Regions from separate parts of the Mus musculus genome. Here region 2 is linked to region 1. Evidence: chromatin loops called from intact Hi-C (ENCODE). Cell type or tissue: heart. All regions are shown on one strand.

The links. Hi-C counts contacts between places; a loop is a spot of excess contacts. Peaks named below come from ENCODE experiments on the same cell type or tissue, not always from the same donor. Only the 100,000 strongest peaks of a DNase experiment are listed, where the experiment ranks them.
Region 2: a loop joins it to region 1, with 2.6 times the contacts of the local background. A loop is called at or near these places in 14 of 42 quality-filtered maps.

The regions. Positions count from the first base shown.
Region 1 is chr12:108,890,180-108,898,179 of GRCm38, forward strand. Wars (tryptophanyl-tRNA synthetase) reads right to left here and starts at 3,995. Exons shown (of 10, transcript NM_001164314.1): 1 at 3,890-3,995. Wdr25 (WD repeat domain 25) reads left to right here and starts at 4,093. Exons shown (of 7, transcript NM_177602.3): 1 at 4,093-4,134; 2 at 7,730-8,000. The coding sequence starts at 7,752. In heart, a CTCF peak has its summit at 6,050 (motif pointing left); DNase peaks (open chromatin) are centred at 3,362 and 4,042; H3K4me3 peaks cover 2,300 bases; H3K27ac peaks cover 1,537 bases.
Region 2 is chr12:108,807,158-108,815,157 of GRCm38, forward strand. Yy1 (YY1 transcription factor) reads left to right here. Exons shown (of 5, transcript NM_009537.4): 3 at 5,762-5,822; 4 at 7,449-7,607. Among named protein-coding and RNA genes, the nearest start is that of Yy1, 18 kb to the left of the region's middle. In heart, a CTCF peak has its summit at 4,210 (motif pointing right); no DNase peak of the experiment used is centred here.

The DNA.
Region 1 (8,000 bases):
TCAGCCACTGTCCCCCACCTACCTACCTCTCAGTCAGATGCACAGTGGAGATGCCATTTATTTGTATTTATCCATTGGTTAAATTTGTTCAACACCACCATTTTCATACAAGTCAATGAACTCACAATACCCAAACTAGGACGGGATAGCAGCCACTGAGAATCATCTCACCTGATTCCCAGAAAGGGAAGTTTGGTGAGGGACTGACTTGAAGAACAAGGCCTTATGGCCTAGCAGCGGGAACAATGTTGAAGCCAGGGAGTAAGGAGACTCCTAGTTCCTTCTTTTCTATGGACATATTTGCTTGGATCAGATGAGAGAAATGAGTGTAATAAAGATGACTTCTAAACACAAAGGGTTAAGCGATTTCCCCAGTGTCTCAGAAGAGCAAGCTGCAACTGTACATCCTGTTAGCCCAGGGAAGCCACAAAAAGTTGCCTGAGGTTCAATCCAGAGAAGTCAGACTCTAGTGTCAGAGTCTCAGTGTCAGACTCTAGTGTCAGAGTCTCTAGTGTCAGAGCCTCAATCATGGCTCTCAGAGTCCTGCTCTCCTTCCTCCTGTCCAGGAATGCTTCCCTCCCACCCCGCTTTGTCTGGGCTCTGCTATCTCTGAGAGTCAACCTCAGCTTTTCACAGCCATTACCAACCGCAGGCCTGGGACTCTGGAACATGTCGTACTTTGTTGTAGCACTTCCTCTGCTGTAGAGTTGATAGAATTGTAATTCGTGAAAACCAGCATATATTTCTGCTATTTACTATGAGTGACTCTCCTGAATCAGTAAGTGCCTCCTCCTCTAGGCTGTTCTCTTATCTTCTTTGTAAGTGCAGGTTTTAGCTGGACGTGGTGGTTGGTGCACGACTCCAAATCTGCTGAATAGGGGGACTGGTAAATTTTAGGCTAGCCTGGGCTACAGAAAGTAGCCCAGAATTATATAGTAAGAGCTTGTTGTGACATCCCCACCCTCTCAAAAAAGAAAAAAAAAAATAAAACAAACCTCCTCCAAACCCAGCAAATATAAAAAATACCAGTGTTTGTTCTAGTTGATAACTGAGTCAGTCGGATCTAAGGTTATCTCTGGTTTAATGCTCTGGCACTGAGTCATACCTTCTAAGATCTGGGGAGAGCCAGGAAGACTGCCTTGGGTCTCCTCTAGGTCTCAGACCTTTAGTTTCTTTGCCCACTGTAACATCTGCCCTGTTCTGGTTACCTCTGTACTTGCCTTTGTTTACCCCACTTCTCCACAAATGTGGGGCTCTGCAAAGACTGTAATCAGCTGTGGTCAGAATTGCACTCAACTCCTAGAAAAAGTGCCGGGGAGAATGAGTGAGTGAGCCTGGGACAGCTACTCTCTTTCTATTGCAACAGGGATGGCAGCTGCTGTAATCAGCTAGGGAACCGGATCTGCATTCAGGACCCACGTTGTAGGGGAGCACCTATCTCTTCAGTATTAGAACTCTGACTTGGAAGAGGCATATAAACTAATCAGACAGAGGAAACAACACTCGAAATCTGTTTTCCTGGTTGCTCATGCATGGTCACCATTTAAATCTCGTGTGTGTGTGTGTGTGTGTGTGTGTGTGTGTGTGTGTGTGTGTGTATGTGAGTGCATTAGGAAGAGAGTGAGGGAGACCAAGAGAATGAGAGGCAATTTCTTGAATGAATATTCTAGGAATGGTTGAGGCAAAGAAAACAGAGCTACCATCTTCCTGCCTTCACGCAGTTACACACTTACCTCTGGATTGTATGAAGAGCTCTCCCATCCTCTATTTTTGTTTGCTAACCTTTAGAATTCAGCTTAACTTCAGAGGTGCTTAGCTAGGAATTCTTGAACCTCTTAAAGTATATCAATATTTGCATATTCACTCGATGAATGGATATAAGAATCGCTCAGGTTTACCATCTTTATGAAGGAATCCAAGATGCCAAAAGGTTAAAGATCACTGTCTTGAGGACTTACCATATCAGCTCTAGATGGGAGGTTGTCTCTTTATTAAGGAAATGCTATCTAACCCACTACTAATACAATATGGAAGAAAGAAAGAGGTTATAACCAGGAAGTTATCTATTATCCCCTGTAACAAAAGCACTGGGATTGTAAGAAGTCAAACCGCCTATTCCAGAGCACTCACAGCAGGCCTCTGACGAGAAGCCTACAAAGGCTCCTCCACCCGTAACTCTCCTTTGCAGGCCTTTTAATCTATGGCTCATTTGGAAAAATAGCACTGTTCTAGATGACACAGTAGTCTTGTAAAGAAAGGGGGCCCATTATCTGTGAGCATATAGGAAAGAGAAGGATTTAGACCATAAGGAAACCATCACAGGGAAGACACACAGTCTCTGCAGCCTGAGGGAAGAAAGCAACACGATTTTAGGGGCAGCTTGGAAAGAAGGTGGCCTAGGAAACTTTCTAGATACCTTGGAACTGTAGTCTCAAAGAGTAGATAACAATAGTTGCAGATTGACATGATCGCAGAAGACAAAACTTGGGGATAGATGATGGTGGTCTAGTTAATGAAAGGTTATTTTCCCAACTAAAGGCATTGGAGATTGAACCCAGAGCCTGGAACATGCCAAGTTAGCCTTTTAACAGTTGAACTACAAGCCGAGCCCTATGAATACTACCTTAAAAGAGAAAGACACTAATTTACAAAGACAGACATTACAGACTCTGTTGTCACAATAAGAATGTCAACGTATTCAGACACTGACCACTTAAGGAGGCCAGATCAACCGGAGCTTTGAAGATGCTGAAGGGCAAGCTCTGAATGCAAACAGGTCACTGGGCACCCACCACATCTACTCAAAACCAGGGCATCACCTGAACCTGAGTCAACTAGATGAAATACATGCACAACATCCCAATCCAGACACACACCCTCCTCAAGTCTTCAATGCTCTCATATGAGGTAGGTGACCCAAACCAAACCACTGCAACAACAGAAAACACGCTGCTAGCCTAGCAGAGAAGGCAATACGTACCCTGGCTGTGTAGTCCAAGGGTGCTCAAGCTGGACAGCTGAACATATGAGACTGCCCAGCCAGGGTGGAGGTCTTTAATACTCTCCTCTTCCCCTTTCAGTTTCTTTGTTTGTTTCTTTTTTTTTTTCTTTTTTTTTTAGAAGAGACTATTGTTTTTCTTATCTGCTTTGCCACACCCTTTCAGTTTCACTTACTGAGGGGTTTCCTAGAAATCACTCAGGTTCCCAAAAGCATTTGAGCCATTTGCCCAGCTTTCTTCAAGAGCAAGTCCAGCCACTGGCTAGCTACTTGGGCCGTGGGAGGAGGCGGCTGAGGCCAACCAAACTCTCAAGAGCCCGGAGCTACTTGTCATTGCATTGCATCAGCTGTCCCTTTCTTCAGGTTGACCGCCATATGACCTCCCCACCCTCTTCCTTTCCCGCCCCCACAGCATCATTGCAATTGTGTGTAGTGTAGCGACAAATAGGACGGGCATATCGCTTTGTACATCACTGCCTTCCCGAAGCAGCCTTGCTCTGAAGTTGTGCACTGCAGCGGAAAGATAGGCTTTTAATGTTGGACATAGAGCTTGGTGTGCTATCATAAAACCGTGGGCAAGTAGCGTTCCTTCTCTGCTTCTCTTTAGGATTCCTCATCTGTGAAACGGGCACCAGGGGCTTTACAAACACTTCGTACAGGGCAAAGAGATCCTACAGGGCAAAGCCCAGGCGGTGGGAAACGATGACAGGCTGGGTGGGCGGCGCCGCCGCAGCCTCCCGGTCCCTCGTGGTACAGGTGCCCAGAGAACAGACAGCCCGGTTCCGAGCTGGATCCTCGGGGCGCGGCGCCGGGGCGTCAACCGAAGGCCCCGGCGCCACCTCGGCATCCCTCCCTCGCTCCCGGCGCAGTGACCACCCCCTCCTCACTTACCGGCGGCCCCCACTTCGGCCCCACCAGTCAGCACCCCCAAGTTCAGCCACCGGTACCTCTTGGGCGTCCGTGGAAACACCAGCCGGCTGGAATAACTTCCGGTCTCGGCATGCCGCTATTGGCTGTCCAGGCAGAGGAGGGCAGAGACCATCTCCGATTGGCTGAAATTGCTGGCGTCGTGGTGGAACGCGACTGGGCGGCCCGAGTGCTGGCCGGACCGTTGTAGGGGTGGACCAAGAGCTTCCGTGTGTGTGTGTGTGTGGTGAGCGGCGGGCCCGGGAGGGAGGGGGCCGGGATGTGGCGGCCGCATGCTTCTCGCTTCTTAGCGCCGGGCTCAGCTCGCCGCTTGCCTTCCTGTTCTTCCCGTTCATTCCTAGAGTGCTGTGCTCTGAACTCTTTACCCATTAGTGTTGACAGCTTGGCTAACTTACTCATCCTTCAAAACCCGTGTCTGTTTTTTGTTTCCCATCCTGTATCCATGGCCTCTGGGGCAAGATCCGTGTGAATTTCTACCCACATCAGATCTATCATAGTGCCTAACACAGAGTAGGAAACTAGGACCCGTGTGTTGAACGGGAAAATTCTGTCTTTAACTTTCCCAGTTCCCTGCCCCATCACCTTGCTGTCTGCAAATTCATCCAGATTGAGGCTTCTTGGACAGTGAGCTAAGCACACAGGACACCCTGCCCCATGTATCCGTGCTCCCTTTAGCTTTTCAGTATTCGACTTCAGTCCTCAGTCCTCTTTTTCCCCCATTTAGCCTCTTCCTCTTGGTTTCACCTCCCCCCCCCCCCCTTTCTCATGGCATTTTTTGGACTTGGGTACAAGATGGCTACCATCATCTCCTAAACGGTGTGCATCTCTCTCAGCCGTCTCCCTTCATATATGTTTTCTTGACTCACCCTTGACTCCTCTTCATTGGTATTGGTTCTGTTTTAGTCACAGTATTGTGAACACCTTAGTTCCCTCAACCTCTTCAGAGCGTCACACTGGTGTAGTCTCTCTGAGACCTGTCTCAGCTCCAGAAAAAGATGCAGTCTTGGGCCCAGCTACCCTGTATCCTTTTCCTTTTGAGTTCACAAGTCCACGACATCGTCTGGCTCACGAGTCAGGGATGTTTTTGTCTTTCTATGGCTTGGGAGTGTGATGAATGAAGGACATCATTTACTGTTTTGCCTACTGTGGCAGATGTTGAGTGAGAGAATGAAATCTATGTGTGGTGCATCTGGTGTCCAGTCCCTTGCTGTCGTTCATTTTCTATCCCCTGTGGAGCTGATGAGCCACACTGTCCTCAGATCTGCTATAGGCCTCTTTTGTGAGTCTACCCTGCAGATAACCGTGTAGCTTAAAACCCAGGCTGTGACCGAGCTCTATATAGTATGGTGGTGGGAATCAGATGGGTTTCATTTGAGGAACCAGGAGATTGGCCTCAACTCCCTGCTGAATATGTAGAGATCAAATTATTTGCAGAGCATGGGTCTATCTCTGTGTGGTTAGTCTCTAGTGGGATCTTAGTTTGGTTGGAGAGTGGAAAGCTGGTTTTAGAAGTCCTTTTTCGAAGATGTTTCTAAATGTGGACATTGTTACCTGCCTGGATTCAGCTGCTGGTAGGAATGATAGCTACAGGCATTGGATGATGAGCAGACTTGTATGGCAGTGGGATTCTTAGGGCAAATAATGCCATTAGGGGACAGATGTGGAAGGCTTTGAGTGGAATTTTGGAGCCCAGTGTGTGATCTGACATGGTGATATATACTTGTAATGCCAGCACTCTGAAGGCTGAGGCAGGAAGACTGGACTAAGACCAGCCTGGCTTACATAGTGAGTACTTGTAATGGGCTAGGGAGGTTCATCTGTTAAAGACACTTGTTTTGAAATCATGAAGACCAAAGTTTGGATCCCAGCACCCATGTAACAAGCCATTTCACACTTGCTTGTAACTCAACCTGTAAGAGGTCACAGACAGACTATGTCTCGAATAGATAGAAAGTGAAACAGCACAGGACTCCATCTTCTGGCCTCCTTGTATTTAGGAGAACAGGTTTGCACATTCGCATAGGCATGCATACACTTACACAGCAAACACACAAGCATAAAAAAAGAAGCGGGCTAGCTGGTCCATGGCCCAGGCTTGCACTTTGTCCCACTCCACCCTCTGCTGGCTGAGATATGCTCAGCATCCTTATTTTCTTTCTGTCTGTACTCACAGAATTAATACTGAGTTTTAGACCAAAGCAATTCTTACTGAGAACTAGCTGATAGAAATTTGTGAATGCTCAGAATTCCAGGAAAAACTTTTGAATGGAAATTTAGTACCCTGTGAACCTATGCATTTGGGGTGAAACAAACAGATTTGGATGCCATGTTTAGAATTGCTCTTGCCACAGTTGGGTTGACTGGTGACTTAGGACCCAACCTGGGCTTTGTACGTGCCCGGGCAGTACTCTGCAGTTGCTCTGTTTCTCTGGACACGGATTTTTTCTTTTTTTTTGTTTGTTTGTTTTTAGAGACAGGGTTTCTCTGTGTGACCCTGGCTGTCCTTGAACTCACTCTGCAGATCAGGCTGCCTCGAATTCAGAAATCCACCTGTCTCTGCCTCCTGAGTGCTGGGATTATAGGTGTACATCATCATCTCCAGGCTGAGGTTGTTTGTTTTTAAAGACTGGGTCTTGCCTAGGTATCCCAGGGTGTCCTTGAAGTCATAATCCTCCTGCCTCAGCATCACGAATGCTAGGCTCAAAGGTGGGTGCTGCCATACCCAGGTCCCTCTTGCCCTCGTGCTCTTTTTCTACATTCTCTTTTTTCTTCTCTTCTGCTTTGCAGTGCGGAGGGGCAAACCCAGAACCTTGCATGTGTTGACAAGAATTCTGTCAGCGAGCTTTAGCCCCAGCCCCACAGAGGTTTCCATTTAAAAAATTATCTGTAAAACCAGGAAGTGGAGGCCCAGGCCTTTAATCCCAGCACTAAGGAAGCAGAGGCAGAAGGATCTCGGTAAGTGTGAGGTCAGCCTGGTCTACAGAGCAAGTTCTAGGATAGCTGCAGCTACCCAGAGAAACCCTGTCTGAACACACACACACACACACACACACACACACACACACACACACACAGTAACTAATTATTTCTATTTAGTAGGAGACCCATTTTTTTTTTACTATTACTTGGGTTTTTATATATTATGTAATATTTAAATTAGGGTTAACATACATACCTTGTCAAATATCATTCCCCCCCCCTTTTTTTTTAAAAAACAAACAAACAAACAAACAAACCTTTTATTGTATACATAACTGGGAGACAGCATGCGTCTTAAGGCTCACATGCTGAGGTCAAGGGAAATTTTTCATGAGTTGGTTTTTCTCTTTCCACTGTGTAGGTTCCAGGGACTGAGCTTAGGTGTGATGACGAGTGCCTTTAATCCACCGAGTCATCTTGCAGCCCAAACTATATTTTTTAGTTTCCCCTTTTAAAAAGGTATGTTTCCTATTTTTAATTGCGCGCATGCACCTATCGTTGGTGTGTGAGCTTGTACATGCGAATGCAGGTAGTCATGGAGCTCAGAACAGGGCATTGGATCCTCAGGAGCCAGGACTGCTGTGGCTGTGAGCTGCCCAGGGTGGGTCCTCTGGGAGAGCAGTACACGCTGCTAATCACTGAGCTACCTTTCCTGCGCCAAACATAATTTCTCTATGTTGAAATATCTGAAATCCTTTTCTATTCTGTATGTGTTTGTGCTTGTGGAGTTTGACGTCTTTGAGCTTCAAGGGGACATCCTGCCCCGAAGTGCAGAACGACTCGCGTTATTAACGGTTGCTAACTCTAGATCTTGTTTACTTCTAGGAAGTCACCTTTGTGTGACTGTATGGCCTCGCTGGTGGCATATGATGATTCTGACTCCGAGACCGAGGCTGACCCTGCCAGAAGTGGGGACGCTGCAGGTCAGATAAGTGACGCCTCTGGTATGAGCAGGCCGTCTGGGATGGGGTTTGCATCTAGCACAGTGGGCGTGACCAAAGAGGGGGCACAGCACACAGGGAACTCTCCTAATGAAGACCCAGGGATGCAACGTCTGCCGCTGGCTCGGCTCTGGAGAAGTGACCCTGGGTCTTGT
Region 2 (8,000 bases), 83 kb before region 1:
TGGTCATTTTTTATGAGGACATGGTGGGGGTAGGAGGTGTACAAAAATGTAACATCTTCAATAAGGTGGAATTGCTAATAGTGTATCGTCTGCCTTCCTTGCCTGAGGTGGAGCAGAGCCATTTGTTTCATTTGTCATGGCTTAGCAACAGTGTGTCTGTTAATAACACTGTTCTCCAGATTTTGTTATGTTCCAGTTATATTTCAGGTACAATTATGTGAATGATGTATTAAGCACCCCCCCCCCAAAAGCTACAAACGGAGATTACATTTGTAATGTACCTACCAGTTTGGCAGGAGGTATGTTTTGGGGGCATACTGAATCAAATCCCTAAAGTTAACCGGCTCTTCCTTGCTGCTTAGAATTGGATAAGGACACAGAGATGGGTAGTGATGTCTGCAGTATGTTGTAGACATGTTGGTGGCTGATGTACGCCTTGATGAGCCTAGAGTTTTAAGACAGTCTCACTGTAGCCCACTATGACCTTGATCTCAAAATCTTGCCTCAACCTCCCAAGTCCTGGGAGTATAGGTGTGTAACTCCATACCTGGCTTGAACCTAGTGTTTTGATAAATAAGAAACAGGCTTCCGTGTTTCAGGGCGTGCACATTTTCTACAGAAAATACAAATGATGTACAGTTATGCTGGGAATTGGGGTGCTTAAAGAAAATGAATGTAATCAAGGTAAATTTGAATCCGGTTATTTAGGTCCATGAATGCTGGCAAAAGATGTGTGGACTTTTTGTGGAGAGCAGCTGCTAGAGACGTGAGTAGGGAGGAAGAGTTTTGTTAGTTGGAGAGGATTACTTTATAGCAGAATCCAAGATGGGTCGATCCCTTTGTGTACGGGAGAAAGCTTCAAATAGAAGGCTCAAGCTAGAAGAGTAGGGTAGATAGAGTAGACATTAGAGATGACAAGAGGTAAAGAATGTTTTTTGTGTGTCTGGTTAAGGAAGACAAAAGGCCACCAATATCCACCTGATTACATCATAAACTCATATAGACTTGATGTTTTTAGGAAGAAGTTAGAAGGAAGTCATGCTAAAATCAAGATCTTATAGAAGTTCTAAGATGGGGAGTTTTGGGGAAACCCTTGTGTTTGGAGAGTAAGAGGAAGCAGAGAAGGCAGAAGAGAATTATTTGAAGTAGAGACTTGGGGAGGTGAGGCAGCCTGGCTACCGATGAAGAACCTTCTGGAACACCAACCAGGAGAGCGAAAAAGAGAATCTCTGTTACACATTGCAGCACTGGTGCAGTGGCAGATAGAGGACTGGAAAAGACTAAAGAGAGAGGGAAGCTACAGGTTGTGAGCAGGACAACTCAGATGTGATGGCTCTTGGCATTGTTTTGACTCTCCCTGCCCCGATGATATCTCAGAGCACCAAGGATAAAGAAACCAGGGAGAAGGCCACTTACAGAGAATGATGTCATGAATGCCATGGCCACGGCAAGTGATGAGAAGACAGTGCAGCAATGTTTGAAGAGGAACATTCACTGTGACAAGTCTTTTTGGAGCCCAGAGCCTTGTGCATGTTTGGCAGTGCTGCTGAACTGGAGCCCAGCCCACATGGTCTTTCCTTTTACAATCAGCTCTGAGGACTCTCATTCTATGTTAGAATTGGGTGTTATCTTGCTCAGTTTGTTAGAATGTAAAAATAGGGAAGTGTGGCACCAAGGTGTTGAGGATTGGACTCCAGTCCCATGTAGAATTAGATCCCTTAAAGATCATGTTGACCTACATGGACTTTATTGGTGGTAGAGAAATGCCAGAACCTGTATGCCTTGCTGTTTTCAAATCTCCATATTGTGAGACTGTATTGTCTTGGAGTGGGGTCTTCAGGGGCCTTTGACTGGGATTCCCACAATAAAATATCAAGTAGAGGCACCATGTTTCACTGTTGTGGATCAGACCATATGATCTCTACCAGTTATGGCAAAGCTTATTCAGGCCTGACTTTGTCCTGTGATTGAAGAGCAACGCTTGAGCCCCGAGGTCTTAGCTTATGCCTGAGAGTTCATATGTTTCTCTCTGTTCTATCCTTGGCAGTATGGGTGTGCTGGCCTAGACTTGAAGACAAGAATGTCTTAAACTGCCACCCTCTGTTTAGACTGCTTAACATAGACATAAGTTTAAAAAGAAAAAAAAGTAATGAATTTTATTTGGAAGTTCTGTCTTTAAAGCTGGAGGGTCGGATTGCTTGGTTTTCAGAAGTGCTTGTCTTGTATGCAGGAAACCCTAGGCTTACATGTAAGTCAAGTGCTGTGTGTCTATCCAGTAGTGCTCAGGAGAGGCACATAGTCAACCTTAGCTGCATAGTGTGTTTGAAGCTGGACCTGGGATACATGAGTGCTGTCTCAAAAAATAATAATAATAATATCAGGTGGTGGTGGCTCATGCCAGTAATTCCAGCTGTCAGGGGACAGAGGTTCCCTGTGAGTTTGAGGCCAGCCTGGTCTTCTGAGGGGTTTCCAGGATAGCTAGACACAGTGAAAGCCTGTCTTGACCTGACACCACCCCTGAAAACAAGGGTTCTGAGTTTTGAGGTGGGACCACAGAGGGGAGGTGGGGGTATTTTACTGAGTTGTCTGTTTTTGAAAAACTGTGTTCAGAGACTAGGGCCTGGTGAGTAATTTATGTCTCCTAATTTTAGCTAGGCAGTTCTTTATTGTATATTTCCTTAAAGCTGGACTGTGATATCCTGTAGGCTGCTGGGTGTGGTAAGTGAACAACTACCTGTAATTCCAGCACTTGAGAGGCCGAGGCAGAAGGATTGCCAGTTCAAGGCCACCCTGGGCTCCATAATGAGACCTTGATGCTGGCAGATGATAGCTGAGTGATAATGGACTGTCTCAGCAGCTGAGGTCCTACATCCTGGTTCTAAGTTTATTGTACTGGGGAGACTTGTACTTCCTAGCTTACTGCCAGAAGACTCATCTTTGCTACATCCAGGGCTCTGCTAAAACTGTTGGGAAGATGCTGCAGATGTGACTTGTGGAGTTCAGTCTTTGTGGTGGTGCTCCTTCCACATGTGACAGGATGAGTTGGAGGTAATGTCAGTTTAAGCAGCGTGTCTTTCAACATGCCCTCCAGTTTAATAAAACTGAGTAGCAAGTAGAGTAAAAAGCTGTTGAGGGTGGCTTTATGCTTGTCTTTTTCCTTTCAGTATCTTAGGGTTTTTTGGTTGAAAGATAATTTAGAATATCAGAACCTTACGGGTTGTTAAGCATAAATAATACAATTTTAAAGAATGAATTCAGTTTATTGAGTGTGGTAGGTAGTTGGCGCTTACAGTTCTTCCTTATCATGCCAGAGGCCGAGCCACACGGTTGTCAGGCTCCTGGCCAATCTGCGATACTTGGTTTGGACCCTCTCTCAAAGATCAAAGAAGCAAAAGGATGAGTTTCATTTCTAACCATATGACCAGTGATGATAGTAACTCATTGCTCAGGGGTCTGGTGTGCTGTCTTGGACTCCTTGCAGCTCTGATAAAAGAAGGGTCGTGCCTGCTTACAGAGTAAGAAACCGAGGCTGAGAAGTTAGTGATTTGCTCAAGGTCATAAAGATAGTAGAAGTCAACTCCAAGTCATATATCCATCTTGTCATTTGTCCTCATCGTGTCTGGGTCTGTAAAGTATCCCAGTCAATGAGAGAAACGCAAGCAGTGTTTCTTGATGCTGGGGTGGGGTGGGAATGACCCCTTCATTTTTCTTTTGCGTAGCTTCTGAGAGAAGAGCCAATCTTGTTATGGACAGTTGTGTCTTCCATTGATGAAGTCTTAGGTTTGCCCAAATGCCTGGTAAATTTTCGTTCTAAAATTAATACTGAATATTAGCACACAATTTCTAAAATGATAACTAGTTTGGGAGTGGCCACATAGATCTGTCACCAGCACTTAGCATATGGAAATAAGATCGCAAGTTCAGGGCTAGTATGGGGTATATGGTAAGAACCTATTTCAAAGACATCTTATTAAGACTGGAAAGAAAGCTGAGCAGTGGTGGCATATGCTTTTAATCCCAGCACTCATGAGGCAGAGAGACAGGACAGGAGGCTCTCTGAGTGCCAGGGCAGCCTGGTCTACAGAGCAAGTTCCAGGATGGCCAGGGCAATGTCACATAGAAACACTGTCTTCGGGAGGGAGGAAAAAGATTTGAAAGAAATAGAAGCATTCATGAATTGCTGCTGATTCATGCTGATCTGACCTCTAGGTGGTGCAGTAGCACCAGTTGCTTCCTGCTACTCTGAACTGAACCCCAAACTTCAAACTCACTGACATGTAAGAGACTAGTATGAATTATAAGTAGAGACAGGCTTTTGAGAACAACAGGCTCGTTAAAAACCTGTAAACAGCAGACACTTAAGTAATGCTTGCTAACTGGAATACTAGTAATCTAAAGTGTGTCTGCAGGGTTGGAATTGGGAAGAGATTGGTCATCAGGCATTGTAGAAGTTCTCCCTGTTTTTAGACATGGGAGGTTGCTAGCTTGGCAGTGTAAGGAGGATCCAGATACTCTGTCCTGGGTTTGGGTGGACAGAGTAACCTACTGAGAGATGTCATAAGTCATTTTTGGTACATTGTTGCTAAGAGGGACCATTGGCTTAGTTACAGTTTAGCCAGCAAGCTTCATGCAGGAGTGTGAGGCAGTCCAACTAGGGCTACAAAGATGTTTTTGAAATTAAATTAAATTAAATCATAGTTTTCTAGAGCACAGTTTTCTTGCTCCTTGATCATACGCAAGTTTGTAAGGAATGCTAGGAAAGAAATCTTTCAGAAAGACCAAGGTTGCTGGAGGAAGTAGAAGATAGACTGGTTCTCAGTTGACAAGCTACAACCAGAAATAAAACTAGCGGTGGTGACAAAACCCTGTCTCAAAAACAAAGTAAAATGAAACATCCTATAAAAACTGTCATCTCCCTCTAACCACCAAAACACCAGCAGGAGATGCCTTCCGCTCAGTGTCAGTGCACCTGTTTGATCCCAGCACTTGGGAAGTGGAGGCCTGCAGATCTCTTTGAGTTCAAGGACAGCCTGGTTGAAAGAGGGAGTTTAAAGGCAGCCAGGGCTACACAGAGAAACCCTGTCTTGAAAAAAACAAACAAGGCAATTCTGCCTGTCCATCAGCCAGTAGTAGTAGCCAGTGCCCGTTTGTGGTTTCCTTTGAGAGTTTTTATTACATGGGTATAAATGACTCTGTATAAAAGTATAATGTGTACTTCCAAAATTAATATTTCCCAAAGATGGTTTGTGTCTGTATGATGTGGGCCCATTTTGTATGTGTGTGGTTGTTTGTTACTGTGTTTTTTTAAGATGTTATATATTTTTGAGCAGCTGATTTTTGTTGCCTTACCCCAACAAAATAATTAATGTGCAGTTGTCAGGGCTGATGATCTTTGTGGGGTTGTTAGTTTTTATTTAACAGGGGTAAGTGGGACGAGGAGGTGTTTGAGTCATATATGATAATGGTGCTGGTGGTGCAGTTCCAAGCCATACCAGCTTTGCCAGAGGCAGCGAGCGAGGCAGGCTTTCCAAGCACCAGCACTTTTACTTAGAAGCTAGAAGAGAGCTCGCAGTTGAGCAGTCTGGGCAGCTTGGTCCTTTCTCCGTTGTAGAAGGGGAACACCAGGAGCTTAGTGTTGGTGCTACAAGGGAAAACCTCAGGGACGATTTGATTTATGCTTACTGAGTGTGACCCACTCCTACAAATCTGTCTCTTTCTCTCTCTCTCTCTCTCTTTCTCTCTCTCTTTTTTTTTCAATAAGAATGAAGCCAAGAAAAATTAAAGAAGATGATGCTCCAAGAACAATAGCTTGCCCTCATAAAGTAAGTAATGCGAGGGGAGTGTGGTTAGACCTCTGCTCAGGCTGCAGACAGGGTGTATATAAGGAGTGTGCCCTTTGAGTTCCACTTTTGTAACTGAAACAAAGTAAGCAATTAGGGCTTTGGGATTATAAACACGGTCTTCATTTTGTTTGTTAGTAAAGGACACTTAAGATATGTTAAATGGGGCTGCTATAGGGGCCAGTGTTCTTACTCCTGTATATTGACTGTACTGTGTTAGGACTATTTCTTTTTGGACCATTAACAAGTCAAGTCTTAAGACCTTGGGTTGTACTTAACCCACAAGTCTTTATGAGACTCTAAGCTTATAACTGAAACTTGGAAATTACTTTGGATATTGTTAGAATAGACTAAATAAAGACTTGGTAATTTCCCTCAGTTTTCTTTTTACTCTGTTAATTGTGCTACTAGAAGGGTGCATAACTGTTTTCAAATGCAGCTGGTTTTTTAAAGTAAAAAGGGGTGGCTCAAAAGTATTTTGAGGTGCTAAGGGTGGTGGTCAGCTTTCAGATTGAACGGGGAAAAGATGTGGATGCTGAGAAACAAGGCAGAAGAAACCAAGAATGGAATAAAGAATTTCCAAAAATAGCAGTTGCAGAGTAAATATACTTGATATAAAGGCTGTGCACCCCAGTCTCTGTACTGCTTGTAGATGCTTATGGTGTGGAGGTATGGAATGCATGTGGCTGTTATCTAAACCACAATTAGGACGCATTTGAAAACCGTTATGCCATGCGTGCCGGGGTCTCTGTGCTGCTCTGTGTAAATGGGAGCTGAAGTTAGAGGTCAAGGTGGAAAACTGGCTTTCCCCTCCCTCCCTTTTGCCTGTGAAGCTGTCTAGTGGTGACCTGTGCTGTCCTTCTGTCATGCTGTCTCACCATTTCCCCACTCACTCCATCATGGGCAACAACTGCAGAAGAAATTGTTGAGGACATGCTGCTCTCGGGCACCACACATCCATCTGCCTCCCCCGCACTGGTATCGCTTTGCCTGCCTCTTCCTTTTCCTGGTGTCTCACCAAATAAATTTCTTCTGTAGTTGCCATTCCTTGGAGACCCTCTTGCTTCTTTCTCTGTCAAGAAGGGGAAAGAGGCAAAGAGAGAAGAGGGAACAGTAGGCGATGGAGAATGACAGCCCATTGTTGCAGCACAGAATACGGGGCCCACCAAAGGTAGTGGTGGACTACCGTCATTTTAACTCCGTTTATTTCTCAGTGCTTCTGTTACTTCATCTGGGGGCTGTAGCTGGGTGAGGCGGCTGTGGTGTAGCTGGAAGCCGGGATGCTGGGTTCTACTCCCAGCTTGGCTGGCTACTACTAGTAGTGTGACCTTGGGCAAGTCTACTTCAGTACATCTCTAAGCCTCAGTTTCCTCATCTGTAAAGCACGGGTTTGCAATACAAAATAAGAATAAGGCCTTCTTTTCAGCTGTCTGATTTTTTAATTTTTTTATTTATGTCTTAAATAGCTTAATGTTCTGTAATGCTAAGTAAAGTTAAAGGGGGTGCTGGGGAGGTTGTTTTGCTCTAAACATCAGTAAAGGCTGTGCAGTGATTGGGTCCTTTCTCAGTTTGCATTGTGAACCACTAAGCTTCTCTCTCTGTTTTAAGGGCTGCACAAAGATGTTCAGGGATAACTCTGCTATGAGAAAGCATCTGCACACCCACGGTCCCAGAGTCCACGTCTGTGCAGAGTGTGGCAAAGCGTTCGTTGAGAGCTCAAAGCTAAAACGACACCAGCTGGTTCATACTGGAGAAAAGCCCTTTCAGGTAGAGCCAGTACCTGTTCCCCACACTGAAAGCTAGGGTGCTGGGCAGGGTGGTGATATCAAGTACCATGGGGCGCCTGTGGGGGCATCTTATTCCCACTCCCACTTCCATAGCTCTCTGAAGGTCTGCTTGGGTTCCTGGTTACTTACTGCATGTGACTGCAGGTGTTACATACTAGGGGATGGGAGTATCTGTCGGGAGAAACAGGGTAATGTGAGTGAGAGAACCCCGCACTAAATTCCTAGCATGTTTACAGAGACTCAGAGATTGTATGTTTGGTAGTGAGTAGTGTGTTGAATTACTGAGAGAGTGCTCATAAGCACTGTTGGCTACATCTCCAGGGGACACTTGGTGCTGCTTATAGAAAAATCAAGTGAGTCTGTGACAGTTGGC